3 separate regions of the Mus musculus genome follow, and regions 2 and 3 are each linked to region 1. Evidence: chromatin loops called from intact Hi-C (ENCODE). Cell type or tissue: heart. All regions are shown on one strand. Each heading gives the region's core, and the rest is flanking DNA. Links, peaks and the distances in the headings are about the cores only. Region 1 holds the start of Ptcd1 (pentatricopeptide repeat domain 1). Region 2 holds the start of Arpc1b (actin related protein 2/3 complex, subunit 1B). Region 3 holds the start of Zfp655 (zinc finger protein 655).

What was found. Peaks named below come from ENCODE experiments on the same cell type or tissue, not always from the same donor. Only the 100,000 strongest peaks of a DNase experiment are listed, where the experiment ranks them.
Region 2: it touches region 1 in a loop (4-fold over the local background); 2 of 42 quality-filtered maps call a loop at or near these places.
Region 3: a loop joins it to region 1, with 4 times the contacts of the local background. A loop is called at or near these places in 2 of 42 quality-filtered maps.

Annotation. Positions count from the first base shown.
Region 1 is chr5:145,162,600-145,173,247 of GRCm38, forward strand. It overlaps Ptcd1 (pentatricopeptide repeat domain 1), which reads right to left and starts at 4,505. Exons shown (of 9, transcript NM_133735.2): 1 at 4,355-4,505; 2 at 2,462-2,934. The coding sequence starts at 2,908. Cpsf4 (cleavage and polyadenylation specific factor 4) reads left to right here and starts at 4,614. Exons shown (of 8, transcript NM_001291248.1): 1 at 4,614-4,860; 2 at 7,916-7,966. The coding sequence starts at 4,758. In heart, for the core only: no CTCF peak of the experiment used is centred there; DNase peaks (open chromatin) are centred at 2,722 and 4,522; H3K4me3 peaks cover 3,012 bases; H3K27ac peaks cover 1,953 bases.
Region 2 is chr5:145,110,438-145,121,085 of GRCm38, forward strand. It overlaps Arpc1b (actin related protein 2/3 complex, subunit 1B), which reads left to right and starts at 3,819. Exons shown (of 10, transcript NM_023142.2): 1 at 3,819-3,904. In heart, for the core only: a CTCF peak has its summit at 6,645; DNase peaks (open chromatin) are centred at 3,874, 4,324, 6,174, 6,654 and 2 weaker places; H3K4me3 peaks cover 1,915 bases; H3K27ac peaks cover 2,066 bases.
Region 3 is chr5:145,229,009-145,239,656 of GRCm38, forward strand. Zfp655 (zinc finger protein 655) reads left to right here and starts at 2,734. Exons shown (of 4, transcript NM_028298.4): 1 at 2,734-2,823; 2 at 4,433-4,594. The coding sequence starts at 4,459. It also overlaps Gm6287. In heart, for the core only: a CTCF peak has its summit at 5,837 (motif pointing right); a DNase peak (open chromatin) is centred at 2,693; H3K4me3 peaks cover 2,248 bases; H3K27ac peaks cover 1,729 bases.

The DNA of each region.
Region 1 (10,648 bases), core at 1,145-9,144:
CACACCTGTGCTCCCAGCACCAGGGAGGCGAGCAGTGCACACCTGTGCTCCCAGCACCAGGGAGGCGAGCAGTGCACACCTGTGCTCCCAGCACCAGGGAGGTGGAAGCAGAAGAGTCAAAGGCTCCGGGCTATCCTTCAAAGCCAGCCTAGGATACATAAGACTCTAGCTACAAAATGAAGCAAGGGGGTTGGAGGGATGGCATCAACTAAGAGCACAGAAGCTTCCAGAAGTCCCAAGTTCTATTTCCAGCACCCTTGTCAGGCTGCTCATAGCCACGTATAACTCCAGCTTCGGGGGATGTAACGATCTCACGTCTATGGAAAAACAGTGTTGGGGTTGGTCCTGTGCACTGTGTATTCAGATGCTGAGCTCTGTGCTCTAAGATCAGGTTGCAGTGTGACTTGGGCATTGTATTGACCAATGTGCTGTGAAGAATGCCCCCAAAGGTCTCTGATTGGATAACAAAAGGCGAGTACCTGTGACTGGGCAGCAAAGAGGGAGGTGGGACTTCACATTGAGTAGAGGAGTCTAAGGTACGGACCACAAGGAAAAGGAGAGGAGAGTGAAGGTGAAGGTCACCATGAGGTGGAATGGACCATGAGCACCAGTAGCAGGCCCTGGGGACACACATGCAACAAAGCAAGACTCAGGTGGCAAGTAATGGGGGATTTATCTGGTTATAAATAGACAAGTTGGGTTATAATAGTCTCAGAACCTGCCCGGCAGTTTAGGCTTGCAGCTGGTTAATAAAAATGCCAGGTTTCGGGCTGAAGAGACGGCTCAGTGATTAAGGACATGTGCTATTCTTGCAGATGACCCGAGTTCAATTCCCAGCATGCACATCAGGCAGCTAACTCCAAAGGATGCTCCTAACTTCAGGCACATGGACATATTACATACATACACAGATAGACATATAAATAAATAAGAATAAAAATATTTTTAAAAATACCAGGTCTCTCTGTCCTTTATTTATGAGCTAGGTGGGATAGAGTGGGGCAGAAACTCACTTCATCCTAGCACTCAGAAGGCAGAGACAGGTGGGTCTTTGAGTTTGAGGCCAACCTAGTCTACAAGGTGAATTCCAGGACAGCCAGGGCTACCCAGAGATACCTTATCCAAGAAAAAAGACAAAAATAAAGTTTAAAAAGTATTTTAAAAATAACAAATAAACCGGGTATAGTAGTTTATGCCTTTAATCCCAGCAGAGGCAGGTAGATCTCTGAATTCAAAGCCAGCTTGGCCTATATAATGAGTTCTAGGACAGCCAAGAATGCAGAGACAGAGATCCTACACCAAAAAAATAATAAAAACCAAACAAATAAAATAAGCTAGATCCACTACTATGTGTCTGTAATCCCAGTACTTGTGAGTCAGTGGCCTCTCTGTGAGTTCCAGGCCAGCCTGGGCTACATAGTGAATTCCAGTTTAGCCAGGGCTACACAGTTAAGATTGTGAAAAAGGTATAAAACAATAAAATAAGCGGGGTACTGGTAATCCCAGCACTCAAGAAGGGGAGACAGGAAGGGTGAATGTTTTAGGCTGTCCTGAGCTACAAAGTGAGTGCCAATCAGCCAGGGCTACCCAGCAAGACAGCCTTGAAAGAATGAAAATTAGTTAGAGCTGGCAACAGTTTAGAGGTCAAACTGTTAAGAGAAGAATAAGTCATGAGCCCAGGAAATGTGATACGGACAAGAAGACTAACGGGATTACCTCCATGTACTGAGTTAAAGATAGGTAAGGGGCTAGCAATATGGTTCAGCAGAGAGAGGCGCCTGCAGCGCAAGTGACCAGAGTTCGATCCCTGGGCTGTGCATGAAGGTGGAAAGGAAAAGCCAGCTCTATACGTCGTCCTCTGGGCTCCACATGTGCACCGTGGCACACACACTCACACTTGCACCCAGACAGCAATAACAGAGATCCAAGGACTGAGTAATGAACACCCCAGCTTCAACAGCTGAGAAGGCTGCACTGCCCCACATAAAATGCCAACCCAGCAGAAGGAAAACCCCAAGGTTCTCATGTAAAATGCCTACCTGTTTACCAGTTCTCTTAACTCCCTGCCTGCCCTCCGCTCAGTTTCCAGCCCAGCCTCTTCCTCCCTCAGTTCCCCAACAGTCTGCTTAAACATTCCCTTCCCAGTAGTTTCCCCAATGCTAGCAGCTCCAAGCCATAGCAACTGTGCTAGCCTATCTGCTCAGCTCAGCTCAGCTCAGCTCAGCTCAGCTCAGCTCAGCTCAGCTCAGCTCAGCTCAGCTCCTCCTGGCTCCACTGTCTGACAGTGTCTTCACTAACTGCCTTCTCACTCTGCTAGTCCCCACCCCCGGCTTTATATACATTTCCTATCCCGTTCCCAGAAATCCAAGGGGCATCCAACACTGAAGGTCATAGGGTTCTCCCAGCTAAGAATTCTTAAAGGGCCAGGGACACAAGATGAAATCACAGCACACTCTCAGACCTTTCCTTCCTTGATCAGACGTTTGCACTGAAAGAAGTACCAGTACTGAGTGTTCCTCCGGCCCCGCCACGGTCTGGGCTCCAGTTCTTCCTCCTCACCACCCTGTTCCTTGAGCTGCAGGTTGTAGAGCTGGGCCGTTGACTTGTGGAATATCCTCCGGGAGGAGAATTTGCCAGAGAGGCTCCCGAAGCTCTCTTCCTCTGCCTCCTCCTGGGGAGCCACAGTGCTGAGCTTACTGGAGTCAGAGCAGAGGCTGCTCATTTCCTTCTGGTTCCCGCTGCCCAGGGGCAGCGGGGAGGAGGAGCCGCAGAAGGCAGCTCTCAGCCGTGCAGGTCCCTCCCTGCCTCCTGTCCATCGGGTTGATCCAACAAGATCCAGGTGTTGAAGGACAGACAGTCCTATGGGGCGGGGACCGGAAAAGAGCCGGGAGAGTCTTAGGAGGTCCATCGCTGGCTGCCTCGAGCCCCTGCAGCCTGAAATCAAGAAAAATAAGGAAACCGCATCAGACGCCATATAAAAAGTCAGAAAGGAAGGGCTGGCGAGATGGCTCAGCGTGCTCTCCGAAGGTCCTGAGTTCAAATCCCAGCAACCACATGGTGGCTCACCCATAATGAGATCTGACCCCCTCTTCTGGTACATCTAAAGTCAGCGACAGTGTACTTACATATAATAATAAATAAATCTTTGGGCTGGAGTGAGGGGGCCTACTGGTGCAAGCAGGGCCTACCAGAGCGAGCAGAGGTCCTAAAAAATTTCAATTCCCAACAACCACATGAAGGCTCACAGCCATCTGTACAACTATAGTGTACTCACATACATTAAATAAATAAATAAATAAACAAACAAATCTTTTTTAAAAAGAGTCAGAAAAGAGAGACAAGTTTACTCAGAGGGTAGGCTCTGAGTTAGGAAGACCTGGCTCTGTGCAGGGTGGGGAGTGGGAGATCAGTCAAACTTACTATCTCAGCTGGGTAGAAAAGAGTCAGAAATTCAGGGTCACCCTCAGCTATAATGTCAACTTCAAGACCAGCCTGGGCTTCATGAGATTGTCTTTAAAAAGTAAGAGTAAGTCGTGATGGGCCATGCCTTTAGGCCCTGCACCAGGGAGACAGAGGCAGGAGAATTTCTATGAGTTCAATGCCAGTCTGGTCTACAACTGTGAGTCCACGCTACTCAGGGCTACCTAGAGATCCCCAGTCTCGACAACAACAACAAGAGGCTCAAGAGGGTCTCAGCAGATAAAGGTGCTTACTGCAGAGCTCGGTGACCTGAGCTTGATTCCTGAACATACTTGGAAGGACTTGTGGTACAAGCTTTTCCCTAATCTGCACTCGAGTGGTGTGGAAGGCACATATATGCACATGCTCCCTCTCACAGAGCTACACCCTCTCACCCTCGCATTCTATTTTTATTAGGCTGTGCTGGGCCTGCTTACTTTGAAGCCCTTTAATAAAAAAACAAAACAAACAAACAACAACAAAAACAAGACATAATAACAGGGAAAAGAGGTATGACGGTATTTTGAGGCTTAGCTCTACTAGGTTGACTCGCTCTCCAGGGTCTCATGTAATGCAGTCTGGTCTTGAGCTTCTGACCCTTCTGCCTCCACTTGCCAGTTAGTGGGATTACAAGTCTGTACTAACACTACCGGCTTATGCGGTGGTGGGGCAAGCACTTTACCAACTGAGCCACACCTCCTGCCCCCTTACCCGACTTTTAAACGTCTGCATTAGAGCTACACCCACAGAGAGACCTGGGACCCTAGGTCGCCCCTTGCTTCCTCTCCCCAGGCCTTTAGATCCTCCGTTTTCGCATCTGAGCTTGGACAAAGTCCCTCAGGTCCAATTTCCACCCGGCTTCCGGGTTTCCTATGAGGGTTGAACAGAAACTCACTCTGAGCGTTCTAAGCGGCGAGCCCCTAGTGAGACGTCCTCAGAGTCGAGGGACCGCGGCTCCAGAGACAGCGTTCCTGCCCTCAGCACAGACTACGGAGATCCCGCGCAGGCGCACTTGCGTCGCCGCCTCTTGTGTAAGATACAGAACCGAAAGAAACAGGCGATCGGTCGGCGGCTAGTCAGGCCTGAAGGAGTGGCCGGACTCTGAGCTCCGTTGGCTGAGTCTGGATGGGAAAAAAGGGCCGGCGCGGGCTCCAGCGCTCCCGGCATCCCTCGCGGGGCGGCGGCTGCGGCGGCGGCGGTGGCGGCAAGCGAGAAGGGGACGGGGAGAGGTAGCGTGAGTTGCGGAGAGCGGCTGAGAGACCTGAGGGGGAGCTGGGCCCGAGGCCGCCGCCGCCGCCATGCAGGAAATAATCGCCAGCGTAGATCACATCAAGTTCGACTTGGAGATCGCCGTGGAGCAGCAGCTCGGGGCGCAGCCGCTGCCCTTCCCCGGCATGGATAGTGAGTGCGGGGCCCGGCGGGTGGGTGGGCGAGTCTGATTCTGACCAGAGGTTACCCCAGCCCTGGGCCCTGGAACCCGGGACCCTCGCCTAGTTCCTCCGCTTCCGTCCTGGGACTTCCCGGTGTCACTTGAACTCGGGGAGACCTTTCCTTGGATCCTTGATCCCCGGGGACTGCTCCGTGGCAATCCTCGGGACAGCAGGACTGTGTCGGTTGTTCGCGTAATTCTCCAGTGAACGCGTGTCATCCTGAAGTGGAACTGCCTTCTCCCATCCTGCTCCAACTTCAGCAAAGTCTTAGAATGTCCCCCATTTCCACCTCTTAGCGTGCTCCTCTCTACTTTCATCAGAACTAGGCGGTAGAAGAGTCTGAGTGTATCTGACTGTCGAAGACTCCAAGTAGACCCTCATATTCCAGGCTTGCTTTAGTCTAGCTCCTGGGAAATCCTTCCCTGTCCTGGAATTGTCCGTTTTCCTCACTACCCCACCTCCGGGTCACCTGTCCCAACTCAGGCCCCCAGCGAACCTTTAGACCGAGCTATATTTACTGTCCCTCTTCATGTGATGAGATGGTTTTCCTGTTCTGGTGGGATATATCTTCCGTTTGGGGGAGCTGCTTCAATTCAGACAGAACTGTCCTCTTTGGCCAGGTCGTCCTTGCACATATGTCTACTCTTTGTTGTTGTTGTTTTTCGAGACAGAGTTTCTCTGTATAGCCCTGGCTGTCCTGAAACTCACTCTATAGATCAGGCTAGCCTTTTAAGCACTAGGTTTTTACTCAATTTGATGGCACTGCCTTGAGACCATGGAACATTTGTGTGGGGCAATAGATCCACAAACCTGTGGAGGCAAGTGTGCACTTGAAGTAAAGATTTGGGTTTCTTTAAAAAACACAGAAATAGCCGGGCAGTGGTGGCGCACGCCTTTAATCATGGCTCTTAGGAGGCAGAGGCAGGTGGATTTCTGAGTTCAAGGCCAGCCTGGTCTACAGAGTGAGTTCCAGGACAGCCAGGACTACACAGAGAAACCCTGTCTTGAAGGGAAAAAAACAAAAACAAACAAACAAAATCCAGAACCCAGAAAACTACAGAAATAGGAATATATTTTTATTTTAATCCCAGATATGGGATCTGGGGCTGCTTCAGATTTTCCATAGCAGCTGACTATGATTTGCCTCATTCCTTAGCAGGAGTGTGATACTGCCAATGGCAGATAGTTTTTGCCATTGTGTGGCATTTGGAATTCGGAGGACTCTTAAGAGGGTATATAAATGCTAGGGCCCCAAGAATGTGGGTTGTTGGTTGGTTGAGAGTTGTTAAGTAGTTGTGCACAAAAAAGGAACAACAAGAAATTAGATACCCTGACAGCAAAGACCAAACTTGCTCCCTAATCATCCGGGAGCAGTCTAACAATGACATCACCCCCTCTCTCCCTTCCATCCTTTTTTTCTCACCTATCTAGTGTTAGGGGACTAGAAGGGTGGAAGATAAAAGAACCCACAAAGTAGCCAAAGTCTCCCTAGGAGAGCCAGGGATGTGCATAGCATGGGTACCTCCGAAGCTCAGGTCCAGATTTGGTAGGTGCCTTGCTGGGCCTTGACATACCCAACACAACCACAAACAAGAAGTGCGTGCTGAGGCACCTTCCATTGCAGCCACTCAGTGATGGCTCTTGCCTTTAATCCCAGCACTCAGGATGGAGGGACAGGCAGATCTCTGAAACTGAGGCCAAGCTGGTCTACAAAGCAAGTTCTAGAATAGCCAGGGCTGTTACACAGAGAAACCCTGCCTCTGGGGAAAAAGAAAAAAAAAGAAGACAGAAGGAAATGGTGTTTCTGGTTTTTGTTTTATTTTGGTTTGTTGTTTTGGTTTGGTTGTTTTCTTTTATTTCTTCTTTTTTTTTTTTTTTTTTTTTGAGACAGGGTTTCTCTGTGTAGGCCTGGCTGTCCTGGAACTCACTCTGTAGACCAGGCTGGCCTCGAACTCAGAAATCCGCCTGCCTCTGTCTCCCAAGTGCCGGAATTAAAGGCGTGTACCACCACTGCCTGGCTGGTTTTTGTTTTTTAAGTTTACTGTTTTCTGAAAATCCACGCTGATACATCAGTGAAAACTATTTATGAATCCAAGACTTGTTCTGGTGAGTTTCTGGACTTGCTGACTGCTGCCACATGCTGGCTCTGTAGATGTGCTGCCCTCCCAGAGTTGGCTGTGTTTGTGAGGATGAATGGCCTTGCACCTATGTAATTCTATGTAGGTGTCACATATTAAGGGCTGGCCTGCTTGATCTTCCATTATATTCTTCCACTAGGCTAATGTCTAAAGAGGCCCCTGCCTGCTCTGTCATCTTCCCTGCTCAGAGGCTCAGCTAGTGATTTAGTTATTTCCTGTGAGACCATTCATTCCTTCTCTCTGTCTCATACTAATATACTTGTAAATTAACCCCCATGGGAGGGCTGAGCTGGGGGTAATTATTCTCTGATCTTGTGTTCCTTCTTACCTTCTCCACCCATTCTTTTTTTTTTTTTTTTTTTTTTTTTTGTTTTTGTTTTTTTTTTTTTTGTTTTTCAAGACAGGGTTTCTCTGTATAGCCTTGGCTGTCCTGGAACTCACTTTGTAGACCAGGCTGGCCTCGAACTCAGAAATCTGCCTGCCTCTGCCTCCCGAGTCTGAGTCCTGGGATTAAAGGCGTGCACCACCACTGCCCAGCCTCTCCACCCATTCTTAAATGTCTTGAAAGCTCTTGGCTTCCAGGAGGTTTTGAGATGTTTAGTCCCACAGTGAAGTCACATTTCACGAGTCTGACTGAAACAAGTGGCTTTTGCTTTGAGACAAGGTCTCACTGTGTTGCCCTAACTGGCCTGGAGCTAAATGTGTAGCCCTGGCTAGGCTAGAACTCAGAGCTCTGCCTGTGTCTGCCTCTGAGTACTGGGATATCCCACCATGGCAGGCATGGGCTTTGTGGTTTTTGCCAGCTCACTACATCCTGCACTAAAGGTCCTAAGAGTCCCCTCCATTGGTACCTAGCTTTAGTTGATGACTGGTTCTTTCCTTTTACAGAGTCGGGGGCTGCTGTCTGTGAATTCTTTTTGAAAGCCGCCTGTGGCAAAGGTAAGAGACCCTTGACTTCCTCACACCCTTCCTGAAGTACCCTGTGTTGTTTGTATTTTGAGGTTAATTTTGTTTCTTTAAGAACGGTTGTTTTTGATGAGCAGTCTATCATGTATTTAGGTGATTTTATGTGAGGTTTTTTTTTCTTTATTCGGTCAATAAAGGTTAGAGCCTGTGGTTGGGCAGTGGAGGTTCGGAAAGGTGGGACTGGAGGTTTCAGAGTGGGAGCAGGTAGAAAGGAGAAGAGGACGAGAAGGGAAGGAGAGAGGACTGAAGAAGAGGAGGAGGAAGCCATGATGGAGCAGAGCCATGTAGCCAAGAGAAACCACAAGTAACAAGGGTCTTATAGCTGGTGAGTAAGTTAGTATGGTATTAGATCTGCCCAATGTACGCTTATAGCTTATAATTATAGTAACTAGATTGTGTGTTTTTTACATGGGCTTATTGGAGTTGGAAATTCCAGCTACACCCTGGCCCTACTTGGCCCTCTAGCAGATTTCCAGGCCACTGGGTATCTGCCTGTATTACATTCAGTTGTATTATATTGAGATGAGTGTTCCTAAGTGAAGCCATGGCTTAGATAGGCTAGGAGGACGTTGGACTATGGTACCCAAAACCTAAACACAGACTGAGCCTGCCCGGCTTAAAGGTTGCCTTCTTTTGTTACTTTTCCTTCCCGTGGAGAGGAGGGCATACAGGCTTTCAGGGGCTTCTCATGGTCTCAGAATTACACGTAGCCATGCCCAGGGGCTGAATACAGACTTTTTAATTTCAGTGTATGCAAGCTAGTGAGCTTCCTAGTCAAAGACTGGCCAAGTCTTTCTTCTGGGGCCTCAGCAGAGGCTATGTGAGCCTAGCCCTCCATTGATTCGTAGGTGTTTGTGAGCGGGGCCTTGTGTGTCAGGTGCTTGAACAGGAAGCGCAGGTGCAGAGCAAGGGTGCTTGGAATGGATGGACTGGGAACAGTGAGTTTGGCCTGCACAGTGCAGTGCTGCAGAGTGCTGAGGCAGTAGACCTCGGAGTGGAGAACAGCTTGACCTCATGGTCTCTGGTCATGACATCATTCTCTCTCTCATTGGCTCCTGGTCTCATTCCCACGTTTGCTCAGCTCTCCTGCCTTCTGACTGTTAGGTAATTACACAGATAGTAGCAGGCTGGGCCCTGTTGGGTTCTGTTTCTCGAACCTTAGTAGTATTAGTGAGACTTAAGAATCCCAAAAGGGAACCCCAGTTTCCTAGGTAATATGTGCCACACACTATGAGGCTCCCAAAATTCCACCTCTTGCTACGAAGGCACTCTTAGTTCATGGCACTATTGCCGTCCCGTAGCCAGGAGCCATACATACGTGCTGACCAGTTACAAACGTTAAAGTGTAGTTCCTCAGCCATACTGCTGCTAATTCAGATGCTCAGCAGCCACATGAGACCAGTGGCTGCTGTCCTGGAGAGCGAAGGTGCAGAGCATTTCTTCCCATTGTGGCCAAAAATTCATTTGGGCAAGGCTAGTCTCACCTTCATTAGTCACAGACTTACTCTCAGCAGCCCTTTCAGCAGTCATGGCCGGCTTCCATTACATTCGCAGAGGGTGGCTCTCTCCCATCTGGGTGGGACTCTCCCTGCTGCAGGACACTGCTCCTGCTCATGTCTGTCACAGCTCTACAATGGTAAAGCTAACTGTCTTCTCGAGGCTGCAGGCACTTTGCATGGGACATGGCCTGCCTGGGGTCCAGGGTTCTGCTAACGGCTCTCTTTATCCTGTGAGGCTTACTCTTTTGCCATCCCTCCACTTTTTTATTTCTAGTACCCATAGACCACTAGAAGTGTTTGGTTTGTTTGTTTAAGGAACTAGTTCACCCTCCTACCCCTCTCAAGGCTTATTATGTATCTCTCTTAATACTAATGTCTGTGAAATTATGACATGATATTTTAGTGTTTTGTTGTTATTTTTGTTGTTTTGAGACAAGTCCCTGATGTGTGGCCCTGTGCCCTGGAGCTCACTATGTAGCCCAAAGTGGCTTTAAACTCACATAGATCCACACTGCCTTTGTCTCTGGAGTGCTGGGATCAAAATGTGTGCCACCATACCTGGCAGTTCTAGTTGTATTTTTCCAAAATACTTTAAACTCAAATACATGGCTATTAAATGTAAAATGACGGGCTGGTGAGATGGGTCAGTGGTTAAGAGCACTGACTGCAAAAAAAGAAAACAAACAAACAAACAAACAAACAAAAAGAGCACTGACTGCTCTTCCAAAGGTCCTGAGTTCAAATACCAGCAATCACATGGTGGCTCACAACCACCCGTATTGAGATCTGACGCCCTCTTCTGGTGCATCTGAAGACAGCTACCGTGTACTTATGTATAATAATAATAAATAAATCTTTTTTAAAAAATTTAAAATAAGGCTAGAGATGGCTCAGTAGTTAAGAGCTGTTCTTCCAAAAGACCCAAGTTCAATTCCCAGCACCCACATAGCAATTCACAGCCACCCGTAACTGCAGCTTCAGGGGACTTGACGAGCCCCTCCCCTTTTCCGGCCTCTGCAGACACTGTAGGCACATGTGGTACACAGACAGGCCAAACATTTGTTTGCTGGTATTCTGCCGAAATCCACTTGCCTTCTCCAGAGACACCAGCTCTGTTGGTTTCGGGTGGTTCAGAGACATGCAGGGTGACAGCTCT
Region 2 (10,648 bases), core at 1,120-9,119, 52 kb before region 1:
TGTTTATGCCCTTGCAACAAAGAGGACATTATATCTGGAGCTGCTGAGGAAGGTCTCCCACTATCTTGACCGGTCCAGTCAGCTGTGCCTGGGAGGCAGCAAGGCTGATGCAGGGGGTGGGGGAGGGAGAGCTGAGAATCAGCAGCACATGCTAATGGAAGATGCTGTGCTGGCCCCACCCGACTCCCTCCTCCTAAGTGACCTGCATGAGGCTACATTTCTGGGAAACCAGAGATGCAGCAGAGATAGGAGAGTGGCTCATCTTCGTTTACAAGGCACTATGTGCGCACATTCCCGGAAGAGACAGACAGCTCTCCAAGGTGGCGTCCCCCAAGCCCTCTTCTCCAAAGATTTGCTTCACTTGAGGTCATAAAGCTCCCTCTCGATGGTGCACCCTGTACTGACAAGCAAGCGGGGAGCCCAAGGCAGGAGGAGTTTGAATTCTGGGCCAGCCTGGGCTATAGACCCAGAGGTGGAAGGTGGAGTGATGGGGGTGTGGGGGAGAGCTTTGCAGTCTGAGGTTTCCTTTCTGTGTTAGTTTTTATTGTATATTTATTTATATTGTATCAGGGATGTGCACAGCACAGTGCACATGTGGAGGTCATATGACAACTGGCAGAAGTCATTGAACCTTCTGAACCTTCTGTTTTTAATGGCCATGGCAACTGACACAAACAAGGGGCTTGGAGAGATGGCTCAGCAGTTAAGAGCACTGGCTGCTCTTCCAGAGGACCTGGGTTCAATTCCCAGCACCCACACGGCCGCTCACAACTGTCTGTAACTCCAAGATCTGGCACCCTCACACAGACATACATGCAGGCAAAACACCAATGCACATAAAATCAAAATAAGCTTTAAAAAAGGGAAGAAAGGGCTGGAGAAATGGCAGAGTGCTTGTTTTGCAAGGAGCCAAGTTCCAGCCCTGAACCCACTTTAAAGAAAAAAAAAAAAAGCCAGATGTTGTGGCACATACCTTTAATCCTACGAGGCAGAGGCAGAGGCAGAGAGGCAGAGGCAGGCTAAGAAAGTCTACACGATGAGTTCCAGGACAACCCGGGCTAGAGAGGGACCCTATCTGGGGAGGAGGGGGTGCTCATTGGTTAAGATCATTTGCTGCTCTTGCAGAGGACCTGAATTTAATTCCCAACACCCATACAGTGGCTCTCAACAACAGCGACTTGAGTTGCAGGGTACCTGATGCCTGCTTCCAACCCCTGAGGGTACTGCATACACTTGGAGCACAGACATGCAAGCAACACATCCACGCACATAAAATAAAAGTAGATTTTCTTTAAAGAAAAAGAAAAGCTATCTGGCCATGGTGGCACACACTTTTAATCCTAGTACTCAGGAGGCAGGGGCAGGCTGGTCATTGTGAATTCAGGCCAGCTAGGGCTACACTGAGAGAACCTGCCTCAAAAATGAACAAAAAGTGGCATAGTGACATGTACCTATGATCCTAGCACTGAGGGTGAAATCAGGAGGATCCCTGGGGTGCAAAGTTCTGTCAACCTAACACACTCTGTGAGAAAAACTCAAAACACAAGCTGCCTGAGGAAGACTGACCTTTGGCAAACACACACACACACACACACACGCATAGAAGCACACTTGCATGATCTGTGTTTCCTCATGGCTTCAAAGTTTTCAGTCTATAGTCACTTGGCTCCACAGCTTGTGGCAGCACAGAAGGGTGAGGTGGAGGCCAGCTACTCACCTCAGAGCAGCACCTCACACCAGACAGAGTGAGCAAGTCAACACTACCTACAGTGACTTTCTTCTCAAGAGGTGCAAGCTCCTACCATCGCATTCAGAGAAGAACTGAATAGACTCACCCTCTGTGAGGGGCTAGGGTCTGTGTGGCTCAGTGCATGTGTAAGGTCTTGGGTTATACCCACCATCATAAAGCAAAACAAAACAAAACACCTGGTCCATGAATCTTAACCCTCTTGAAAGACGCTTGAGCTTAAGCTGACCAGAGCTGACCAGTGAGTGCTCTGGTTTTCTCTGCAGGATTGTCTTGTCCTATGCTCTGCTCTGAGGACTCCCCTCCGCTTGAGGGTTACTGCCCTCCAGGCATACAGCTCACCCAGAGGGGCTTCTCTGTAGTGGGCCACTTCCTAGAGTCCTGGGCTTGGTTTTGCTTTGTCCATCCTCTGAAGACACTGGGTCACTTTAGGTTACTACCCCGGGACAGAGAACTGTAGGACACCACAGGCGTATGGAGTCAGATCACTCAAGGCCTCCTGGGGCCATTGCTGGGCTTTTATGGAGCTGAGCGAGCACGGACAGATTGCCAGCCAGGGATGCCCTTGACCCACAGGGCTACAGATACAAACCTACAGGAACAGCAAAGCAGGGGGCGCAGGATCATGGCTCCTCTGTGTCTGTGGCAGGAGGATGACTCGTGGAAACCTGAGCTAAATCTTACTGAGCTGGGTGGGTCTGGTGGCACGGGGAACTGAGGCAGGAGAATCACAAGCTCAAGGCCTACGTAACTTCAAGTCCAGCCCCAGAAACTTAAGGAGACTTAAGTGAAGGCTGGGGATGTAGCTCCGTGACTGAGCGTCTGCTGTGTGTGCAGGGCCCTGAGTTTGAATCCCAACACCATTATATATGTATATGTGTGTGTGTGTGTGTGTATACACACACACACATATACATAATCACTGAACATGGGCAGGGTGTTCACTGCAGCAACTGCTCCAAACTTAGAGTATTTTATTACACCAGGCATGATGATGCACTGCTTTAATACCAGAACTCAGAACTTGGAGACACAGACAGAGGCGGATCTCTGAGTTCAAGGGCAGTCTGGCCTACAGAGCTAATTCCAGGGCAATCAGGGCTACACAGAGAAACCCTGGCTCAAAAAAAAAAAAAAAGTATTAATTTATTTACTTACCCTGCGTGTGTGTGTGTGTGTGTGTGTGTGTGTGTGTGTATGTTTACACACTCTAGTTCACTATGGCTGGCATGTGTGTGGAAGTCAGTGCTGGGAGTTCAATTCAGGTCCTTAGGCTGGGCAGCAAGCACCTTTGCCATCTGAGCCATCTTACTGGCCCATTTCTTTGGTTTTTTTGAGGCAGGGTTTCATGTAACCCAGGCTGGCCTTCATCCAGCTCTACAGCCAAGGGTGAACTCGAATCTCATCTCTCTTCCTCCATCTCCCCAGTGCTGGGATGACAGGTGTGGGTTATCACAGGCACCTCTAAGCCAGAATTAGTGATACAGGAGATTGCTGGGAGTCTAGAGAGGAGCTCTCAGAAGGTGGGAGGCACAGCAAAAGGAACTTGAGACGCACCTAACCTGGAAGACCCTTGACCCTGGAGCATCATCACCTGACTGCAAAGCTACTCAGCAACTTGGAGGGAAGTGTGTGGACTTCCGAAGCGAGAAGTCACCTGGAGTGGCAGTGCTCTTCTTCCTGGACGCCAGCGACTCTGCCATCTTTGGGACACAGAGTCTGGGGAACCACGGCTGGGGTGCACCTAGAGTGCGAGGGGCGGGGCAGGAGTCATTAAGTTGCGGGGTGCCTGCGTGTGGCCTCAAAACCTTTGAATTCTTGGTTGCCCGATCTCGGGCTTCCGCCCTCTAAGCGCCCCCCCCCTTCTTCCAGCCTCAGTTTCCCCATTCAGAAAGTAGTTAGGGGCAACAGCGTGCGATCTCCGAACGAATTCTGGGCTGAGCTGGACTTAACTGAGGTCCGGGCGGCTTAGTACCCCGAGGGGTGGGCGGGCCCTGAGATCTGGCCACAGCCGCCCGGGTCCCGCCCCCGGTCCCTGCGGGGCTGTGCCCGAAGGCCCCGCCCCCCGCCCACGAGGAAGTGGCTGCGGCGCTGCGCGGGTCTCAGAGCCGGTTCGGCGCGTCGACTGTCCAGAGTCCGCGGCCGAGGAGACCCGAGGTGAGGGGCGCGGGGTGGTCGCGAGGTGTGTGTGGTGTCTGAGGCCACCTAGAAGTCAGGGGACTCGAGGCGATGTTCGACGGTGAGGGGGATGGGGATGAGAGAGGAGTGGAGAGCCGTGTGCATGGGGGCCTGGTGGGGCTCCCGGCGAGGGTGGGGCTGGCAAGGAGCTAGTGGGGGGCGGCGTTCTGGGGATGCGGGGCGCGGTGGGAAGAATCGCAGAGATTCCCCGCGCACTCGACGCCATCGAGACGGCACAGCCCCAGCCTCGCGCCCCCTCTCCGCTTTCCTGGCCCCGCTTTCGATCCCCGAGACCCGTGTCGCCCCGTTACTTTGGGCGCAGGGCCCCACGCTCAGTCACTTCCCCCTCGGTCCGCAGCCTTCCGGGTTGTTGCGACCGGGAAATGAGCTAGCACCCCTGCCCCGCCTCATCCCCCAGTGACCATACCCGGCAGGGGTCCAGGTTCCTGGTTCCACCCAGCTTGGGCGAGCGGACCCTGGCGGCTCGAGGGGCACCCAGCCAGGCCACCCCGGACAGGGCAGGTCCCGGTGGGGCCCGCAAATAGGCTGGAATCCTGAACTGGGAGCCAGCCCAGGTGCTGGCCATGAAGCTTGTTCCCGCGAGGCAGCTCCAGCCTGGGGCGGTGTGGCTGCTGACGCAGTCGAGCCACCTCGCCTCTCTAGAGCTCAACTTGCCTTGCCTGGAAAATGGGGACCTTCCAGATTTGGAGGCTTAGCTGCCAAATGTGGCTAGTACACTTGGCAGAGTGCCTGCTTGTCTGCTGCTGCAGACCTTATTTCTGCACTCCTTTGAACCTGGCCTTATGAGGTGGGAGGGTGGGGTGGGGTCCGAAGCTGCAGCCCTGCGGGGCGACTTGGAGGGAACAACTTCTTCACGTGGACAATAAAAAAGGAATAGATTTACCACGTGGGCTTCTACTGTAAGAGAATGTGCGGGGCTGGGAGATGGAGCATTGAATAAAAGCACTGACAGGGGTGGAGTTGGGGAGGGGGAATCCTGAGGGTCTGAGTTCGAATACCCCGACACCCATGGGCACTCAAAGACACACAATGAAGCGTGCAAGGCAAAGGTCTGTGTGAATGAAAATTTATTTATTTATTTTGGTTTTTCGAGACAGGGTTTCTCTGTATAGCTCTGGCTGTCCTGGAACTCACTCTGTAGACCAGGCTGGCCTCGAACTCAGAAATCCTCCTGCCTCTGCCTCCCGAGTGCTGGGATTAAAGGTGTACGCTGGTGATTCTTTTTCACTCTGGGTTGTTTTGTTCTTTTAGGCAGGGTCTCCTCCTTTCCCCTGGACTCGGGTTCTCTCTCTCTCTCTCTCTCTCTCTCTCTCTCTCTCTCTTTCCCCCTCCCTCCCTCCTCCTTCCCTCCCCCCAGGCTAGCCTTGAACTCATAGAGCTCTGTCTCCTCAGTGCTGAGATTAAAGGTGAGCACACTTCGGGATCTTTCAAATAACAAATAACCCCAACTAGAATTAAAGTATTTTGTTCTGTCTTGGTCCCAGGGCCTTGGAACTTACTAGGCAAGTGCTCTACCAGTGATCCAGCCTCCTCAGTGGTATGTGGGTTTTTCCAATCTGTCACCCACTGATATAAAAAGGGTTTTCTGTAGTAAGGCAACCCTAAGAAAGAGGGCTTTAAAAGTTTGCTTTTTCAAGTTACTAAGGTCATCAGTGTTGTTCTCTTTTTAAAGATGTATTTTTATGGGTTGGGTGCGCGCGCGCCCACACACTTGAGCCCTGGGGTGGTGGAAAATGCTGTCCCCTGGAGCTAGAGTATTTATTTGGTGGTTGAGGGCTACTGGAGTTCTCTGCAAAGAGCCTTCTCTCCAGCCCCACATTCTGTCTGCTCTCATACAAGCTGTTGGAATTAGAAGTTAGCACGCGGCCCTTCAAAGGCATGGAACAGATGAGGGTCTCCCCACAGCCCTGCTAGCACCGAGTCTTCTGTGTTTTGGAGAAGTTTTTGTTTTGGTTCTTTAAACTGGTGTTTTACGATATTTTAGAATTTATTTAATCTGTTGCTGGATTTGACTTTCCCTCATTCAGTAAGTCTTCAAGGACAGTTTAGAGGAGGGGGAAGAAGAGGAACTGAGGGTTTGGAGGGTTGCTCACACCACCCAGGCTCCTACCCACAACAGGAAGTTGAGTAAGGCTTAGCACCATAAAAAAGAAAAAAAAAAACTGCTGCTGGCTGTACTTAGCTGAGCTCCCAAGCTAGGCGGGGACTTCCTGGATTGCCTGTGGAGCCAAGGTTCTCGCTGCAGGCAACTCCCGGCTTGGCTTAAGTCTCAAATCCAGCCAGACTGAGTGTGTGATTCAAGGAAACACAGCCAAGAAAAGCCAAGGGGCCAGGGCGAAGGATATTTATTTATGTGTGTGTGTGTGGGGGGGGGTAGGGTAGAGGACAAGTTAGAAGCCTTAATTGGTTCCTTCGCTCCTGGGTCCTGGGGATCAAACTCAGGTCATCAGGCTTGGCTGCAAGCGCTTTTACCCGGTGAGCCATCTCACCAGCCCCTTACCTGTCTATCTGCCTGCCTACCTACCTATCTAATCTGTCTGTCTGTCTGTCTGTCCGTCCGTCCGTCCATCCATCCATCCATCCGTCCATCCATTTCTATCAATCACAGGTTCTCCCTATGAAGCCCAAGCTGGCTTCAAACTCCTGATCCCACAGCCTTAGCCCGCTCTGTCTCCGATGTTCAGCAGCGCACCCTGCTGGAGAGTTTTAACCCAGCACTCTTGGAAGGAACTCTGGGACCCAGGCACTGGAAGAATGTCCTTGGCAGCAAAGGGGCCTGAGGCTCTGGCTGGCAGGCTTAGGAAGGGAGCTGCGTAGGTCCTCCCCAGCCGAGGGTGTCCTGAGGTAGAAGCGTCTGGCTTTTCTGACCACTTGTTCCATTAGGAACACAGAGGGCCTCTCCCAGTTGTTGATACATCACTGTGATGCAACCAGGCATTTTCCTCGACACAACATTCCTTGATACAGATAGCAGGAGTGTGGAAGTCATTTAGCAATGGTCAGGAAGTATCCCCAAGGGCTGGGGGTGTGGCTCAGTGGTAGAGCCTCTGCCTAGAATCCCCCAGTGAGGGGCTGGGGGTGTGGCTCAGTGGTAGAGCCCCTGCCTAGAATCCCCCAGTGAGGGGCTGGGGTGTAGCTCAGTGGTAGAGCCCCTCCTTAGAATGTACAAGGTTTGGGGTACCATCCCCAACAGTGTAAAAGAAAACAAACAAACCAAAAACCCCTCCGTTTCTCTTGTATATGAAGCTGGCCTCAAATTCATGACCCTCCTGCCTTAGTCTGTAGAGTGCAAGGGGTTACTGACCGGCCTGTGCTACCAGGCACAGTTTAAGAATTCACGTCTATGGGGCTGTCAGATGGCTCAGCGGCTGAGAGCTTCTTCCAAAAGACCTGAGTTCAAGTCCCAGCAACCACCTGGTGGCTCACAACCATCTGTAATGGGATCTCATGCTCTTTTCTGGCACATGGGTGTATGTGCAGATAGAGTACTCATACATAAAATAAATAAACCTTAAAAAAAATTCCTGTCTAAAAAAACTTAGCATCATGCCAAAAATCCTAGTCTTTTATGTTTTGGAGCATTCTCAGGATAAAAACTCCAAGTCGCTTTGGAGACCCAAAGCACCATTCAGTGCCCCTTCTAGGAATTTCAGAGAAGCAGTCCATTCCTCAGCATGACAGCTCCGTTCCACACTCCTTCCCTTGCCCCTCCCAGCCCTGGGTCGACTGGCAGGGAGTGACCCCGTGTGGGCCATGCTCCTGGGAGAACAGAGACCCAGCGCTGTGCTGGCAGGAGATGGTTTGGAGCCAGACAGGAAGTTTGATTCAGGCTCCCCCAGGATCTCTGTGTCCCAGGCAATAATAGAACAGGAGCAGGTTTTGCAGTCCCCCTGGGCCACCTCTTTGACAGATGAATGAGAGAGAGGTCTTAGGGTGTGGCTCAGCAATAGTGTACAGGTCCTGGGTCAGATCCCAGCAGTACCAAAATAAGTAAGTAAAAATTCTCCTCGGCTTCCTGCGTGCCAGGGTTACAGGTTTGTATCGACACCCACACACCTCTCCCTGTCTCTCTCCCTCTGCCTTCTGCCTCCCCCTCCCCCTGAGAGAGACAGACAGGATCTCACTGTGTAGCCCTGGCTGTCCAGGAACTCTGTGTAGCCCAGGCTGGCCTTGTACTCTCTGAGATCCACCTACCTCTGCTGTGAGTTCTGAGTTTTAAAGGTGTGCCCACTCTGCACCGCTGCAGTGTACACGAAGGTGGATGACAGGCAGTGGGTGTCATCCCTGCTCCTCCCCTTTGGGTGGTCGGGAGCACTGCTAGTTGGGTTGCGTTTCAGACATGATGAGAAGATGATTCCCCTACCCATCTGCCTCCCTTGTGCTGTCAACCCTCCTGCTAAAGTGTGATTGGCTGGTAGATGTGTGTGAACCGTTTACCTGGTCACCCTATGCTTCTGGTTAGTGTTAACCAGCTTTTTACTGCTTCCATACACAACCTTTAGGTTCCAGGGAACGGGTCAGGGCTCCCCCAGTTGTCTTGAATTATCCACTAAGACACATGGAGCCTGCTGCTGGGGGCAGCATAATATCAGGCACTAGGAAGTCAGGTTCTGCCTCCAGACTACAGCCCTGGACTTCCACTAGAATACAGGCGCCAAGCAGAGCTCAGCTGCTGGGCTTTTTTTTTTTTGGTTTTCGAGACAGGGTTTCTCTGTATAGCCCTGGCTGTCCTGGAACTCACTTTGTAGACCAGGCTGGCCTCGAACTCAGAAATCCGCCTGCCTCTGCCTCCCATCAGCTGGGCTTTTGAGTGGCTTCTAGTTGAGCTGTGCCCTGCTAATCTGCCTTATGGATTAGGCTGACTTCAAGCTTCCTCTGCTAATCTTTTTCTGTTTCGAGATAGGGTTTCTCTGGGTAGCCCTGGCTGTCCTGGAACTCACTCCATAGAACTGGCTGGCCTGGAATTCAGAGATCTTCCTGCCTCTGCCTCCTGAGTAAAAGGCATGCATGTCCTTTTGGGGTAAAGCCTTTTGTAGAAAAGGGAGCCCTATAAGACTAATAAAGCCACCAATAATAGAGCTATGATCCAAACTAGAGGTTCTAGCTTGGATCATTAAAAAAAAAGAAAAAAAGATTTTATTTTTAATTGTGTGTCTGTGGGTATGCACATGTGACCGCAATGCTTGTGGAGGCCAGCAGAGGGCACCAGGTCCATCAGAGCATGAGTTACAGCCGGTTGTGATGACACAGATAGTCTTGCTTTCTGTTGGCACAAGTGTCCTATGCCACCCCAGGAACTTTCTAGAATGTCCCTGTTGTATCTGGAATTGAGGTTTTCACCTCTAAGGAGGAGATGGACAGGCCAGGGGCAGGGCTCACTGGGGAATGCCCTGTGGAAGGTTCTTGATGCAACCGAGCTGAGATTGAAAATGGCCAAGAGCAGGGTGGGGCCAGAGCAGGGTGTGTCTGTGTCTGAGTGAAGAGCATTATAGCTGAGGGAGCATTCTGAGCATAGGTCTGAGGCAAGAGTGTGCCCATGTGGCTCACCGTTAGCTTGTGGGGCCAGAGAGGGCATTATGCATTTTGTGGACTGAAAACATGGCTTGCCAACTGGCTTTTTTTTTTTTCTTAAGATTTATTTTATGTATATGAGTACATTTTCGCTGTCTTCAGACGCACCAGAAGAGGGCATCAGATCTCATTACAGATGGTTGTAAGCTACCATGTGGTTGCTGGGAATTGAACTCGGGACCTCTGGAAGAGCAGTCAGTGCTCTTAACCGCTGAGCCATCTCTGCGGCCGCAATTGGCTTCTTCTATGCTAATCTTTCATAGACTGTTTTTCTGTTTACTTGTCTGTGTGTTCACGTCTGCGCCACGCATGCATGTGGCGATTACAGAACAACCTGAGGGTCAGGTCTCTCCTCCCATCACATGGCTCCCAGGGATTGAACTCAGGTTGTCAGGTTTGGCTGCAAGTGCCTTTACCCAGTGAATACACCCACCCAGCCCAGCAGCCCACTTGCAGATCACCTCCTGGCTGCACAGTGTTGTCATCGCTTTATAAGACAGCGTTTCGCGTCGTTCGGGCCGGCCTGGGTAGAATTCACTGTGCGCTGAAGATGACTTGAGTTAGGACTATTCTCCTGCCTCTGTCTCTCAAGCTTGTATCACCGCACCGGATTTATGTAGTGCTGAGGAGGGAACCCTCACTAGCGCTAGGCAAGCACTCTGCCAACTGAGCTACAATCCCCAGCTCTGGTTGTTTCTTGAGACAAGGTCTGGGTAGCTCAGGGTGGCCTCAGATCTTATTCGTCCATTGCTGGAATTACAGGCATGTGCTGTCAAGCCCAGCCTAGGTATACCACCCCACTCTCCTCTCCCCTCAGCTAGAGGTGGGGTGGGGGTGGGGCAGAGGTGAGCTTTTGGCTTACACAGCTGGCCGACAGTGCCATGATGTCTCTCCATAGTCTCGAAACATCCTGAGTCTGGGGAGGTGAGGGAAGGGGTTGGACAGAGCAGGGATTTGGAGGAGGTGACTTTCGGTATTTTTGGATGAGTGACATAGTGGAGTAAGACTAGAGAGAAAGGCAAAGAGGAGATCCCAGGCATGAAAATATGGGTTGGAATGGCTAAGAAACACATCTGGCAGGATGTGGGAGTAGCAAGGTGAATGCCCTGGGGGAAGGGGCCGTGCGCCAAG
Region 3 (10,648 bases), core at 1,081-9,080, 66 kb after region 1:
CATATACACGTGCGCGCGCGCGCACACACACACACACACACACACACACACACACACACACTTTTGTTTTGGTTTTATAATTTTTAAAAAAGATTTATTTATTTTATTATATATAAGTACACTGTAGCTGTCTTCAGACACTCCAGAAGAGGGTGTCAGATGTCATTACAGATGGTTATGAGCCACCATGTGGTTGTTGGGATTTGAACTCATGTCCTTTGGAAGAGCAGTCAGTGCTCTTAATCAGAGTCATCTCACCAGCCCTGGTTTTTAAATGGTATGTATGTATGTATGTATGTATGTATTTTTGTTTTTTAGAGACAGGGTTTCTCTGTATAGCCCTGGCTGTCCTGGAACTCCCTCTGTAGATCAGGCTGGCCTCGAACTCAGAAATCCATCTGCCTCTGCCTCCCAAGTGCTGGGGATTAAAGGCATGCGCCACCACTGCGCGGCTGGGTTCTTCTTTTTTACACTCTTTATCCCTGGCCCCAGTTTCACCCCTTGTCACTCCATAGGCGAGAGAGAAAGATAGGGTGGCCAGAGAGAAGTTAGATTCACGGAACTCTATCTTTCTTCTTGTTTCTTCCTTGGGCACAACTACTAACAAACCACAACCAACCTACCTGAGTGACCAACAACCAACCATGCCTAGTGGGGCCCTAGCATTTATATACCCTATGAAAGTAGCCAGAATTTCAAATGTCTCACAATTGCAGAAACTACCTGCAGCTGGCAAAACTATGCTTTTGCTAGAGCCCAAGGCAAACCACAGTCAGCTGTTGTGACCAGTTTGAAGCAGCCCTATATCCCCACACCTGGGATTAAAATGAAAAGACATTTTTATAATCTCTCTCTCTCTCTCCCACCCCCACCACCCTCCCCCCTCCCCCCTCCCCCTGTATGTTTAAAGAAACCAAAATTCCAGAATTCTTTCTACAGTCTTGGAACTCACTCTGTAGACCAGGCTGTCCTGGAATTCAGAGGTCTCCCTCCTGCCTCCAGGGTGCTGGGATTAAATATGTGCACCACCACTGTCTGAGATACACACAGACATTTTAAAAAACCCTATTATGAGCCCTGAGCCCTGGTTTCTTTCTTCTTTCCTCCTCCTTTCTTTTCTTCTTCTTCTTTTTTTTTTAATTAAAAAAAATTTTGGGGTCTGGTGAGATGGCTCAGTGGTTAAGAGCACTGACTGCCCTTCCAGAGGTCCTGAGTTCAAATCCGAGGAACCACATGGTGGTTTATAGTCATCTGTAATGAGATCTGACACCCTCTTCCGCTGTGTCTGAAGACAGCTACAGTATACTCATATACATAAAATAAATAAATCCTCAAAAAATTTTTTTTTGATCAGGGTGTATGTAGCCCCGGATAGTGTAGAACTCACTATGTAGACTAGTCTGGGAACTCACAGAGATCCACCTGTCAGGTATAGACCACCACATAGGCTACCACACCTGTTGTGGGCAGTTTTTTTTTCCCTTAAGATTTATTTTTATTTTGTGTGTGTATGTGTGTGCATATGTGTGCACTGTGCCAAATGTGTGACAGGAGCCCAAGAGAGACCATCCAACCCTCTGGATTTGGAGTTACACTGGTTGTGAGCCACCGTGGGAACTAGGAACTGAGCTCCGGTCCTTTGCAAGAACAGTTAGGGCTTTTACTTGGTAAGCCATTTCTCCAAGCCAAATAATTTTTTATATGTGTATCCTTTGCCTGCATGCATATATGTTCACCTGGGGTGGTCAGCGTCTCCCATGGTCAGAGGGCATTAGATCCACCTCTAGAACCTAGTGACAGGGTTGTTAGCCACAGTTTGAGTTCTGGGAACTTAGCGAACCTTTGTACTCTGGAAGTGCAACAGTGCTCTTCAACACTGAGCCACGTCTTCAGCCCTTGGGCAGTATTTTAAAATATTTGATTTATGTAGCAGTTGTTCCTAATACTAGATAATTATAAGATTGTAAATTACAAGATTCTGAGCTTCACTAATTTCCAGGGGAACAAAATTATGGGAGTCTTGGCTTTGCATCTACTATTGCAAAAATAGTTGAGATAATCAAGCTTGAGGAGAGATTTTTGTGTCACAGTTTCAAACAGTTCTCAGTTAAACTTGCTCCCTTTGTGTCTACAGTGAAGCTGCACACAGCGAAGAACTCCTGTTGGAAGAAGTTGCTCACCTCATGGTAGGCAAAGAATCAAACATGAAGGAAAGGGTGGGACTCAAAGTAGGGCCTGACAGGAAAATCTTGGTGACCTTGGGCGAATCCTCTTGGGGAAAACGTTTGTCCCTTCCAGGCAGGGCAACACCTAGTATGTCCCTTTCTGTGGGCAATTTGGGGTCAGGCACTTCCTAGGAGAAATAAAGCCGGACCAAACCAGTATTAGACACGAGGGTGGTATTTCATCTTCTGCTTAGGAATCCTCCTGCACGCTCTTGCGGCCCGGGAGGAGTCGGGAGTTCTTTCCCAACCTCTGTCGCCCTCCTGGTGTAAGATGCGCCCTAATCAGCAGGGAGGGCTGTGCGACCTCGAGAAAGCGAAGCACAACAGCAACTAAGGCCTTATCTAGCGATGCTGCGGACCCCACCCACGAGACCGCATCCCGTGTCCGTCAGCTGACAGCTCGACCCGGGACACCCTCACCCCTGCTCTTCATCCGGGAACCTCACCCGGGACCGCCCTCCCGTGGACTTCCGTCGCCGGAAGTGACGTAAGGCGTCAGCCTTCTGGCAGTCGAGAGAGTGGCCCCGGACAGGCTGGTGCAGCTGAGCGAGGAGCGCCTCCGTGACGGGACAGTCTCCAGGCCCGCCTCTCCACCTGGGTGAGTCCCGGGGAACCGTTGTCGCGTCGCCGTGGGAGCGACCGCTTGTTTGGCCCGCGGGGCGGACGCGCAGGAGGCGCCGCGTGCGGGCTGACGGCTGTTCCCGGAGCTGGGGCGCGCGGAAGGCCGGGCTCGCGGCCCTGTTTTCCCCTCTTCCCGGGTTCGTCGCGGAGCCCGGGGAGCCGGGGTGGCCCCGTGGTGCGAACCCAGTGGCCGGGCCCGGGTGGCAGCTCGGTCTTGTGGCCCGCTTCGCCCTCTGGGGACCGAACCTTTGCCCAAGAGAGAGGTAGGCGGAGGGTGGCTCTGGGCGAGGCCTGCGGACGGGCCGGGAGCCTGGCGGAGGGCGGTGGACGGTGGACGGTGGACGGAACCCGGGCTCGTCCTTGGATCTGAAGGACACCAGGCTCCTCGCAGCCCTCCCTCGTGCTGCGCGCAGGTGGCTCGACCAGCCTGCCCTAAGGGTCTGTCTCCTAAGTGAGTTGTATCATTATTCATCGGGGCCCATTGAGTAATGCAGAACGGCCTTACCGCTTACCACATGATTCCTAAGGGGCCTGCTTTTGAGAAAAACAATGAGTAATCTTATCTGGCGTGTTTCACTGGGTCTCAGCTTGAGCCTCTAAATTACTTAGGACGCTCCATGGAAAGGTTTACGCAGTTGTACTGTGTTGAAAAAAATTCTTTTAATGGTAGCTATTTTGTTGTTGTTGTTGTTGTTGTTGTTTTGGTTTGGGTTTTTAAAAGACAGCTTTGAGGCTAACCTTGAACTTCTGAACCTCCTGTCTAAATCTTCCGAGAGCTGGGATTACACGCCCAGCGATACACACACACACACACACACACACACACATATATTTTAAACCACAGATTTGGGATTGTTCAGTAGAGTCTGAGTAATATCGAATTCTTACACCTTCCTGTTTGGGTTTTAAGTTTTGAAACCGAATGGTACTCATGTTTGTTTTTTTGTGAAGGGGGAGGTTGTTATGGATTGAAGGTAGGGCCTTGTGCATACTAGGAAGTACTCTACCCTTAAATTACAGGCATCTCCTGCTTCTGTGTTTTTCTTTTTGTTTATTTTGGTAACTTTTTAGGTTTTAAACCCTTCTTGGGCCCTAATTACCATGCACTTTACTTAATTACATTTAGAGAAACTTAAGTCTGTGGACTGTGACAACTAAAATCTAGTGGGGCTGGGTTTCTAGACAGGGTTTCTTTCTGAGGCACTGGCTGTCTTGGAATGTAGATCAGGTTAGCTCCAAACTCGTGTCTACCTGCTTCTGCCTCACCAGTGCTGGAATTAAAGGCTTGTACTACCACCTTCAGGCTGGTTTTTTTTTTTTTTTTTTAAAGTCTGCTTTTAGCTGAGTGTGGTGGTGCTGGTCTTTAATCCCAACCCTTAGGCAAGTCTCTGTGAGTCTGAGGCCAGCCTGGTCTTCAAAGAGCATCCAGGACAGCCAGGGCTTTGTTGCACAGAGAAACACTAGCTTTAAAAAAATGTCTTTTTAACAAAGTCTATCATATATAGAATAGTTTGCCAAGTCCTGAGAATATGAGATTATGGGACATTTTAACTTACTAAGCAGTTCTTCTCACTCTCACCCTGCAGTGATGGTCATTGTCCCCTGAACAGGGATGGAGGAGGTAACATCCCAAGAAGCCGCAGAGTCACCCAGGGGCCACTTCCAGCCTTTGGAGAACCAGTCTGAATGTCTTTCCCCAGAGCTTCGGTTTCTGCAGGACACGGACATGGAGCAGGGATTCAGTGGGGGTAAGGCAGAGACCACACTTTCTTCAAGGAGAATGGGAATAGTAAGGGGCCCTGGCCTGACATGAGAGAGGCCAGGGTCTTGAATAAGAAGGTGGGCCTTAGTGGAAGAACTGGAAGGGCGTGGCAGGTGTGAGTCCTTGGCTTGGGCCCTGTGGTTAGGGTAGCTAGCCTGTCTGTAATCCGCCCATCACCCTGCTCTGGCCTTGAGAATATGAGCTTCACTGCAGACACCACAACCAGAATGACTTCTAACAAAGGCTGCTTTTGCCATGTCTCACTAGCTTACCTAACGCAGGCCTCGGGGACTCCCTGGGTTCTCTTCAGTCTGCCTCCTCTCCTGGTGATCTAGTGTGATTTGCTACCTGCCATTCTTTTGCAACTTCAGTGTTCGTGAATAATCCAATTTTGGTCAAGAAAGCAACCATTTAATTTCCTGTTTGAACACAGTGTCTCTTTACATGCACAGATGTTACATCATATTAACTATCTATTCACATACATATATTAAATAGGTAAGTGTTTCCTCCCCTTGAAATAGGATCCTGCTAATGTATAGGTAGCCCTGGCTGGCCTAGTACTATGCGGCCCATGATTTGAATGAATCTTGTCTCGGCCCCCCAGCTACATTGGGAATGTAGGCATACAGCATCATACTTAGCTGCTGGTTTTATTATGTAAGAACTATGTCGTAGTTCTTATAGATCAGCACCAGTGCCTGAAGGAACTTGTATGTCAGCAACACAGATGGAGTACCATTATGTGGAGGGTACTGTGTGGGACATTGTTGGAGGGTGTAAAGGATTGTGAGGAAACATGACTGTTTTTGTTTCTACAAGCCGCACACAATAGCTTGCAGAAATAGTGCCCAATAATAACATGAAGGCAGAATGATGTTTATAGTAAATGGTATCTGGAAAAATGTCAGAAGTTTGCTGAAGACCCTGGCCCTATCATCAAATCCTTCAACTTTTTTGTGTTGTTTGGGTCTCTCTGCATAGCCCTGGTTGTCCTGGAATTTGCTAGGCCAGTCTGGCCTTAAAGTCAAAGAGATCCACCTGCTTCCACCTCCTGAGTGCTGGCATTAAAGGCTTACACCACCACACCCAGTCCCCTTCAACTCTTCTTCAGAGCCTTAATGTAGAGCAGGTTGGCATTGGACTGCTATGCCTTGGTGACTGAACTTCTGATCCTTCTATATCCACCTAGGTGCTGAGATTACAGTTGTGTGACACCTTGCCCACTAGATGGTGCTGGGGATCAAACCCAGAGCATCATGCATGCCAAGCAAGCACTCCACCAACTGAGCTATGTCTTCAGGCTTCTTTTTGCTCTTGTTTCTGGTTTTTGAGACCACATTTTTCACTCTGTAACCCAGGCTGGCCAGGAAATGCTGTCTGTCTGTCTGTCTGTTTTGCTTTGCTCATCACAACAGGTATAATGCTTGCCCTTCTATAGAAGGAATGTCATGCCATGAGGATTAAGTGCGATTCCTAGTAAAGTCCATATTACAGTCCTCAGTCTGTGTAAGTAGGAGCAGCTCCCAAGGAGGAGTGGGCATACCTGAGACCTGGTAAATGTTGACTTTACTGGAACACTGACGTGAAGGAGGATGCAACAGACATACCTTGGGCAGGAGAAGTGTTCTGAAAAGGGAGCCCTGTGGAGGGGCTGCTCTCACTCTTGGCTCCTTTCTCCTCCCTCAGCTCCACCTGTTCCCCAGGTGCCTGCTCTTCCCCATGAGGGAAGCCCAGGAGACCAGGCAGCTGCGCTCCTGACAGCCAGGTACCAGGTGAGCTGAGGGACCCTCTGCTTTTCCTCAGGGTTTCTCGTTGCTTGAGTGTGGCCTCTCTTTCACCCCATCTGTTAACCCTTGCCTGGAGTCTTTTCAGTAGCAATTTGGGAACAGATCATTTTCAGAGACCTGGATTTGACAGATAGAATTTTTCCATCTCCACTATCATCTTTGTCCATGAGACTGTGATGGGCACTCATGGGATTTGTTCTCTTAAGTTCTAGTCTGTTCTCTCTCCTCCCCAACATAAACAGCTACTAGACGTCCTCTGTGTCATGTTCATTCTCTGGCCATGGTGCTATAGTAGCCCATTCCTGAGAGCAGCCAGAATTATTATTTCAGGAGTTTGTGACATTCGAGGATGTGGCTGTGCATCTTACACGAGAGGAGTGGGGATGCCTGGACCCTGTTCAGAGGGAGCTCTACAGAGAAGTGATGTTAGAGAATTATGGAAACGTGGTCTCACTGGGTAAGGACCCTCCTGTTGATCAACTTACCTGTTTGGATTTCTTTCTGAGTAGGTGTGAGGTTTTTTAGGTAGTCAGTAGAGTGTGCCCAGTTAACACAGAACCTCTCAGCCCTCCATCTTTAAGGTCCTTTCCTTGGGGGTGGGGGTGGAGGTAAATTGAAGGTTACTTTGGGTTATCAGGAGGAGACCGTTATCCTTATCCCCAGTTTGTACTTCTTGCTTTTGTGGGACATCAGTTTCCTGTTAGGAAAGAGAAACTTGGTTGTGCTTTGGCTAAATTCTCCCTTTCTTTTCTTTTCTCTCCTCTCTCCCCTCTTCCCCTTCCTCTCTCTCCCCTCTCTCTCTCCCCTCTCTCTTCTCCCTCCCCCCCCCCCCTTTAAATAGTCATAAGGATCTTCCCAACCCCTAGCTGGACTCTGTTCTGATCCCTTTGTGTATCTGAGATATTTTCCATTAAAGAAATACATTTAAAAGACAGGCTAAAATCTCTCTTGATGATGAGTCTCACTTTTTTGAGATTCTCAAACTCTTCTCCAAACAGGCAGGTTTGAGAGACTTCATTTAAAGGTGGGACTCACTGTCTGCCATTGGAGTGCATCACCTAGGTGGTGATCCAAGTAACCGTAACCCAGCACCAGAAGGCTCAGGATGTCCCCTGCTGTCTTCAGACACACCAGAAGAGCGCATCAGCTCTCATTACAGATGGTTGTGCACCACCATGTGGGTGCTGGGATTTGAACTCAGGACCTCTGGAAGTGCAGTCAGTGCTCTTAACCACTGAGCCATCTCTCCAACCCTAGGCTAAATTCTTAAATTACGATTCCTTATTTTAAGGATACCTGAGATTAGGCAACCTATAGTGTTGTTGAGAAATACCCCTGAGGAGGGACAGGGCTGTTGGCAGTCTCCTTGAGCTTTGTCATCTTGTCTGCTGCCCTCACTGCAGTTTTTTAGCCTGTCTTTGATCTTGCATACACTCTTTGTGTATTTACATCTATAACCTCCGCCCCCTTCCCCACCTATTTTTTGTTTTTTTTTTTTTTGTTTGTTTTTTTTTTTTTTTTTAATTTTCCTGATTACATGCTAGATTTAAGACATTTTCTTACATGTGGGAGACAGTTTACTCATTGGCTCATTGGGAAGGTTTTTAGTATGTTTTCCATTCCTGGCTCTTTGATCTTTATAGGCATACTTCTCCGCCTTCCCACCACCCGGATTCATTGTGTGAATTCCTGCCCAGCCCTGAGTCATACCCAGGCAAGTGCTTTCTCTGGAGAAACACTTGCAGTCCTTACGGCAGGAATCACCAAGAGATGGCCCAGGGATCGGCTTTCCATCGGGAGTGCTCATCCCAGCACGGAAACTCCTTTTCCAAGATTGTAAGATATCATACTTGGTTGATGGAACATATGTTCCTTGGGATGCCACCATTATGTAAAGTTGCTGCTCCCTCCCTAAGTGACATTTGGTGAATCTCTAACATGGAAGCCTTCCTTATGATCACGTGCATTTGGAACTCCGTTCATTCATAAACCACACTTGGTGGTCAGCTACTTGTGTGAAATGCCACAAAGCTCACTCTTTTCAGTTGCCATCTTTTCCTGTTATTTTAGAGTAGGGATCAGATGCTGTGTGCTCTTTCTAGCAGTAAGTATAGCCTGCCCACTGTGATGCCTCACTGTGTGACCTCTCACTTGTGTGACCCCCAGACTTCTCTCATGTTTGGTATCATTTTTTTCTTCCTTTAAAGTCCTGTCTTCTTGTACCTGATTTGTTGTGGTACCAAACCAATTGCTGTATTTATATTACCTTTCCTATTAAGTGTTCTTAATGCTGTCTTTGATAGAGGGGAAGTAGGGGGGACAGAAACTAAATAGTTCAGGGCATCAAAATGGATGTATTTTTAAAAGCTTTGTAAATTGTAAAATGATCTATATAATTGTAAACTACTGTTAATTTTACCTAATACAGAATTTCCAACAGTTCACTTGTGTACTTTTTGTAGTAAAGAAATTTTGTAGTATTTTAACTCAAGCTTATAATATTCTACCAAGTGGAACTTTACCTCATTTTATCTTGTCATCTTTTCACACACAAAGGACACACATACATGCATACCCGCATAAACTATAAGAAACCCTCCTACACTACCCAGCTTGCTTTTGTGACTGAGCCAGCACATCCTTAGCAACTGTTTTAACATCCTTGGGAATTCATTTTATCTTTGTGGGTCCACCATACTTCATTTGAAATGTAAGGTTAAATTAAGTGTTTACTAATTTTATTTAGTGTTTGGGGTTAAACATAAGACCTTTATAATTCAGTCCATGGCTTAGTCTCTTTTTTCCAATTCATGTATTTCCCATGGCTGTATTTGTATTTATCACAGGCACCAAAAGAGTAGTCCCTTGATTAAATGTTTGCACTAGGCAGCAGTAAATAAATAAATGGCTGAGTTTACAAAATGCTTGATGTCTTGGAGACAACAGTAATTTCCATAGAATATGTCTTACTGTCATGACTCCTTTCTGTTCGTACCACATGCTATGCATATCTCGTTTAATCCTTGCTATAACTCAACAGTAAGCAGAGGATGTTACTCTTTAAATAAATAGCTTCCTTTAAAGCCTTTAAGCCTGGCACGAGGGAGACAGGAGCAAGCAGATCTTGAGCTTGAGGCCAGCCTAATCTGTATTGAGTTCCAGGACAGCCAAGGCTACACAGAGACACTTTATCTCAAAAGCAAAAAACAAAGCAAAGCAAAAAAATTTTAAAAAGTTACATTCTTTATTAATTCAAAGGGAGTGTGCACACCACAGCTTGCATGTTGAGGTCAGAGGATGACTTTCTAGTCAGTTCTCTCTTTGTGCTGTGTGGGCTCTGGGGGTTGAATCCAGGTCGTTAGCTCCTTTACTAAGTCCGCTCACTGGCCACAGAGGAACTTGAGGCTCTGAGAAGTTAGGCTTGGGACCTGCCTCTCTGCCTGTAGCACAGTAGGTCCAATCATGTATGACATTAAAAGTCTTGGGTTCGTTTGTTTTTAAACCAGGCATTCTGTAACTCGTATAGACTAACCAGGCTTCCTCCTGAGTGCTGGCATTAGAGGTATGGGCTGGGCCAGGTGTGGTGATGCACAGAATTAATCCCAGCACTTGGGAAGAAGAGGCAGATGTATCTTTCTAAGGTTAAGGCAAGCCAGAGCTATACAGTGAGACTTTGTCTCAAAAACAAAGGAAACCAAATGAAAAACAGGTATCCTTCATCACCAGGCCTGACCCTCATGACTTTTTTTTTCCCCCTTGAGACAGGTTCTCTATGTAGCTCTGGCTGTCCTGGAACTCACTCTATAGACCAGTCTGGCCTCATATATTTAGAGATCCGCTTGCCTCTGCCTTCCAGGTGCTGAGATTAAAGGCTTGCACCACCACAAACCGACCTCATATCACATTTTACACTGTGAATATTAATTTATCATGCCAGGGATGTAAACCCCAAGCCTTATGTGTGGAGGCAGCTGTTCTAATGAAGCTTAGCAGTACTTTCTTCTGACACAAAAGACCCAAGTTAAGTGTCCAAAAGGTGGTTGACTACTTAAACCTCAGCTGGGATTCAGAAACAGTGAATGTCATCCATGAATCTGTTCATATCTTACTGATTTTCCCAAGGTCCATATTTTCCAGCCCATTGCCCTTAAAACATATTTTTTAGATTATTTTATTTTATGTCTGTTTTGCTTGAGTGTATTTGTACCGTGTTCATGGTTGGTGCCTGTGGAGGTCAGAAGAGGGTGTTG